2 separate regions of the Homo sapiens genome follow, and region 1 is linked to region 2. A link is an interaction called in ENCODE POLR2A ChIA-PET data of the cell type or tissue named here. Cell type or tissue: PC-9. All regions are shown on one strand. Links, peaks and the distances in the headings refer to the core of each region. The heading gives the core; the rest is flanking DNA. Region 1 overlaps ZNF564 (zinc finger protein 564). Region 2 overlaps ZNF490 (zinc finger protein 490).

Region 1 (2,916 bases), core at 308-2,807, 51 kb after region 2:
TGTAGTGACTACAGTAAAAATGTAGAGATCAGTTGCATGTTTTCATGGGGTAATTAAATTTATGAGAAAGTGAATGTAGACGGAATTCTGACAACCATATTTATTTATCATAAAATAAATGTTTGGAGACTGCCACATCGTTTTGTCGACTTTTTTGTTTTGTTTTTTGTTTGTTTGTTTGAGATGGGGTCTCTCTCTGTCAGCCAGGCTGAAGTGCAGTGGCGTGATCTTGGTTCACCGTAACCTCTGCCTCCCTTGTTTAAGCGATTCCCCTGCCTCAGCCTCCTGAGTAGCCGGGATTAACAGGCATACGCCACCACGCCCAGCTAATTCATATATCTGTAGTAGAGATGGGGTTTCACCATGTTGACCGGGCTGGCCTCAAGTTCCTGACCTCAGGTGATCTGTATGCCTTGGCCTCCCAAAGTGCTGGGATTACAGGCATGAGCCACCACACCTAGCCATTTGTGAACTTTTATGAATTGGGTTTACATCCCTGTACTGTCATCTCATTCTTCCTCCTGCATTGCATATTTGGGATGTTTTAGGACTCAGTGGCCTCTGAGGATGTGGCTGTGAACTTCACACTTGAGGAGTGGGCTTTGCTGGATCCTTCCCAGAAGAAACTCTACAGAGATGTGATGCGGGAAACCTTTAGAAACCTGGCCTGTGTAGGTAAGGATGACATCATTCCTTCTTTTAGTCAGTTAGAGAAGAAGTATTTCTTGCTTTTTAATGCTTTTTCATGATGTCTAATGTGGAAAAGGGAATACTTGGGTGAATAAATCAGGGTTGTTTGCACCTTATCATGAACTTAGAATCTAGTCATTTTTCTGTAATGTCTATCAGTTCATAAGGATTTTTTCTGACTATATTTTAGGAAAAAAATGGGAAGACCAGAGCATTGAAGATTGGTACAAAAATCAGGGGAGAATTTTAAGGTAATTTGCACTGACAAGATAAAGCAATGTCTCCTTCTTAGTATGTCATGAAATTTTAAAAATAAGTAAACAAACCAGTAAGCCCAGCTTCAGATTTATTTATTCCTACAACTTTTTCACCAGAAAAAGAAAAAGTGGCATAGATGTTCAGTGTTGCAAAATCATTCACTTGGAAATAGTATTAAGAAACTGTATATATGGATATCACTTTTTTGGTGATAGCTACTGTCAAGCTCTCTTGCAGAGCATTCCATCCATTCACTTTCAAACAATTCATACAGGCCTGAAAACTTACCCTTTCCGCGATTATGGTAAAAATGTAAGTCGAATACCTATTAATAAATATAAAGTCACAAACCACTAAATCTTGCTTTCTATTTTTTCCAGAAATCATATGGAAGAGGGACTCAGTGAAAGTAAAGAATATGATCAATGTGGAGAAGCCTTCAGTCAGATTCTCAATCTTAATCTGAACAAGAAAATTCCTACTATAGTAAGACCATGTGAATGTAGTTTGTGTGGGAAAGTCTTCATGCATCATTCATCCCTTAGTAGGCACATCAGATCTCACCTTGGACACAAACCATATGACTATCAGGAATATGGAGAGAAACCATATAAATGTAAGCAGTGTGGGAAAGCCTTCAGTTCTTGTCAATCCTTTCGAAGACATGAAAGAACTCACACTGGTGAGAAACCCTATGCATGTCCGGAATGTGGGAAAGCCTTCATTTCTCTCCCAAGTGTTCGAAGACACATGATTAAGCACACTGGAGATGGACCATATAAATGTCAGGAATGTGGGAAAGCCTTTGATCGCCCAAGTTTATTTCAGATACATGAAAGAACTCACACTGGAGAGAAACCCTATGAATGTCAGGAATGTGCAAAAGCTTTCATTTCTCTTCCAAGTTTTCAAAGACACATGATTAGGCACACTGGAGATGGACCTTATAAATGTCAGGAATGTGGAAAAGCCTTTGACCGCCCCAGTTTATTTCGAATACATGAAAGAACTCATACTGGAGAGAAACCCCATGAATGTAAACAGTGTGGGAAGGCCTTCATTTCTTTCACAAATTTTCAAAGTCATATGATTAGGCACACTGGGGATGGACCTTATAAATGTAAAGTATGTGGGAGAGCCTTTATTTTTCCCAGTTATGTTCGAAAGCATGAAAGAACTCATACTGGGGAGAAACCCTATGAATGTAATAAATGTGGTAAAACCTTCAGTTCTTCCAGTAATGTTCGAACACATGAAAGGACTCACACTGGAGAGAAGCCCTATGAATGTAAGGAATGCGGGAAAGCCTTCATTTCTCTCCCAAGTGTCCGAAGACACATGATAAAGCACACTGGAGATGGACCTTATAAATGTCAGGTATGTGGTAGAGCCTTTGACTGTCCCAGTTCATTTCAAATACACGAAAGAACTCACACTGGAGAGAAACCCTATGAATGTCAGGTATGTGGGAAAGCCTTCATTTCTCTTAAAAGGATTAGAAAACATATGATACTGCACACTGGAGATGGACCTTATAAATGTCAGGTATGTGGTAAAGCCTTTGACTGTCCTAGTTCTGTCCGAACACATGAAAGAACTCATACTGGAGAAAAACCCTATGAATGTAAAGAATGTGGGAAAGCATTCAATTATGCCAGTTCCATTAGAATACATGAAAGAACTCATACCGGAGAAAAACCCTATGAATGTAAGCAATGTGGAAAAACGTTCAGTTATTCCAGTTCCTTTCAAAGACATGAAAGAGCTCATAATGGAGATAAACCTTACGTAAAGAATGTGGGAAAGCTTTCATTTATCACACAACCTTCGAATACCTGTGAAAATGAATAGTGGAGGACAGGTCTACAAGTATCTACATATCTAAAGAATATGGAAAGTCTTCAGTTTGCTTTCTGGGTTTCAGACTTGTTTGGGAGCTCACCCCTTTCTCCTGTTTCTCACTTTTGG
Region 2 (2,916 bases), core at 303-2,802:
TCCATGGACAGAAAAGCTACGAATGTATGGAGTGTAGGAAAGCCTTCACTTCACGTAATCTTTTAAAGACACCTGAGAATATATACTGGAGAGAAACTATAAAGAAAATTCTATATCCATCCCATCTTTTGTGGGGTTTGTTTTTTGTTTTTGTTTTTGTTGAGATGTAATTTTGCTCTTGTTGCCCAGGCTGGAGTGCAGTGGTGCGATCGCGGCTCACCGCAACCTCCGCCTCCCGGATTCAAGCAATTCTCCTGCCGCAGCCTCCCAAGAAGCTGGGATTACAGGCATGCGCCACCACGCCTGGCTAATTTTGTAATTTTAGTAGAGATGGGGTTTCTCCATGTTGGTCAGGCTGGTCTCAAACTCCTGACCTCAGGTGATCTGCCTGCCTCGGCCTCCCAAAGTGCTGGGATTACAGGTGTGAGCCACAGCACCCAACCTTTTTTTCCCCGCCGCACCCCAAGATGGTGTCTCACTCTGTTGCCCCAGGCTGGAGTGCAGTGGTGTGATCCTGGCTCACTGTAACCTCTGGGTTCAAGCAATTCTTCTGCCTCAGCCTTCCAAGTAGCTGGGATTACAAGTGCCCACCACCATGCCCAGCTAATTTTTATATTTTTAGTAGAGACAGTGTTTCACCATGTTGACCAGGCTGATCTTAAACTCTTGACCTCAAATGATCCACCCACCTTGGCCTCCCAAATTGTTCGTTTTACTTTTTTTTTTTTTTTTTTTTGAGCTGGAGTCTTACTCTGTTGCCTAGGCTGGAGTGAAAGTGGCGCAACCTCTGCCTCCCAGGTCAAAGCAATCCTGCCTCAGGCCCCCTAGTAGCTGGCATTACAGGCACATGCCACCACGCCCAACTAATTTTTATATTTTTAGTAGAGACGGGGTTTCACCATGTTGGCCAGGCTGGTCTTGAACTCCTGACCTCAGGTAATCCACCTGCCTTGGCCTCCCAAAGTGCTGGGATTACAGGCGTGAGCCACCACACCCGGCCCCCAGTTCTTTTTTTTTTTTTTTGAGACGGAGTCCTTGCCCAGGCTGGAGTGCAGTGGCGCGATCTCAGCTCACTGCAAGCTCCGCCTCCTGGGTTCACGCCATTCTCCTGCCTCAGCCTCCCGAGTAGCTGGGACTACAGGCGCCCGCCACCACGCCCGGCTCATTTTTTGTATTTTTAGTGGAGACGGGGTTTCACCGTGTTAGCCAGGATAGTCTTGATCTCCTGACCTCGTGATCCGCCCTCCTCGGCCTCCCAAAGTGCTGGGATTATAGGCGTGAGCCACCGCGCCCGGCCTCCAGTTCATTTTAAAACCATGAAACCACCCACACTGGAGAGCCACCTTCTTAAATGTAAGCAATATGGGAACATCTTCAATGACATCTGCAACCATTGTCGAGATTCTTCGTAGGAAGAATTAAAGGAATGGGGAAGAAGGACTTGGGCCCCAGCAGGCCTTTTGTGGCATCCAGTCAGAAGTTAGGAAACACCCTCTAGGGCAGTGCCTGCCCTCAGCTCTCACACATGACTGGAGAGAAGTGAGAAGACTCCCAGAATCTGCCTTTTAAGTTTCCATCAGTGTCCTCGGGTCAGACTGTGGGAATGCTGTACTTCTAAGACAAAGGTTCGCATCTTACAGTTTTTCCCCAAGTGGGATCTGCCTATGCACATCCTAATTCACAGACATTGTCAGCATTGCATTATTCCAGGGCTGTTTTGAGGTCATCTCCAGCTCCATTTCCCATCTCAAACCTACACTTTGGACACTTGTTTAAACATTCACATCTGAATTTCTCTGTGGCAACCGCAGGTGGCTCTGAGGTGAGAGACTGAAGAAGCAGAGCCTGTATCATGGGACACACACCCCTTGACCACACAGCATCCACTCTCCTGCGGTTACCAGCCCTGCACCAACCACCACAGTCAGAATAATCTCAAAACTGCTAGTGGAGTCACAGACACACTCTGCCATGTCTTAGCTGTAGGACACTCAGAATTCTTACCTCCCCTAACTTGCTTTCCCTGTTTTCTGGCACATTCTACCCTGAGATATTCAGCGGCATATGCACTGATGATGCTCCGGCCTTCTCACGTCAGTGCATGTCACATGCATCCTGCTCCAGGACTGGTTTCCTAGCCTCCCGCTAAGACTAGCACTTAGCTCTTCTTGGAAAAGGACCCACCCTGCAGCGCTCCAGCTCTGTTGTGTATGGGAGGTGCTGGTGTCAGGGTTCACAAGCCATGGAACTACCTTGCTTCACATCACAAGGCAAGGTGAACTCAACTCCCAATAAACTGCTTGCTGGAGCCTCCGAATTCTCCGTTTTCTGAATTGCATAGGCACGATAGGGGTCGGGTCTGTCCTTTGTTGGAGTCAGTCCCCCCTTTTCTTAGCAAGTCAGTGTGTTTTAGAAGGGAGGTGGCAGCATTGAGGGAAACCAGGTCACCATCCACCCTCGTAACAACAGTCTCCCTGGGTGGGTCCCAGAAGTGATCTTTGTGTCGCTCGGGTCGGAACTCTTTAGGCCTCTGGCCTCCACCCTCCCCCAACAGCAGGGATGGGTCAGGTGGCAGCATCCAAAACCACGGTGAAGATACTAGGGTCCAGAGGCCGACTGGAGCAAGGTTTGCTGGCAGATGAGGCCTCAGTGGAAGTGACGGCTACTGTGGAGATGCAGTGGAGGACCTGGTGGCTGAGCCAGGAGATGCACACCTTCGCTTCTCTCACCAGGAACATTCGCTTCTCTCACCAGGAACATTTATGGTAGTATGAGGGGTTGGAACATTATTACTCAACCCATTTCAGGTCCTTTCACATTCTTGAGCTGCCATGTTGTGCTTTTGTAGAGAGATGATTATTGTACTGTGGGAGGTCAGGAAGTTCGAGATTCCTTCACTGTCAGAATGGGCTCAAG

Evidence for each region. ChIA-PET counts read pairs that join two places held together with the same protein. Peaks named below come from ENCODE experiments on the same cell type or tissue, not always from the same donor. Only the 100,000 strongest peaks of a DNase experiment are listed, where the experiment ranks them.
Region 1: POLR2A ChIA-PET joins it to region 2 with 6 read pairs; 4 of 35 experiments call an interaction of 5 or more read pairs at or near these places.

Annotation. Positions count from the first base shown.
Region 1 is chr19:12,526,329-12,529,244 of GRCh38, reverse strand. ZNF564 (zinc finger protein 564) reads left to right here. Exons shown (of 4, transcript NM_144976.4): 2 at 549-675; 3 at 881-941; 4 at 1,329-2,916. The coding sequence ends at 2,799. Among named protein-coding and RNA genes, the nearest start is that of ZNF564, 24 kb to the left of the region's middle. In PC-9, for the core only: no CTCF peak of the experiment used is centred there; a DNase peak (open chromatin) is centred at 1,594; H3K4me3 peaks cover 1,766 bases; H3K27me3 peaks cover 453 bases.
Region 2 is chr19:12,577,353-12,580,268 of GRCh38, reverse strand. ZNF490 (zinc finger protein 490) reads left to right here. Exons shown (of 5, transcript NM_020714.3): 5 at 1-2,916. Among named protein-coding and RNA genes, the nearest start is that of LINC02926, 27 kb to the right of the region's middle. RefSeq lists an enhancer at 1-345. In PC-9, for the core only: no CTCF peak of the experiment used is centred there; no DNase peak of the experiment used is centred there.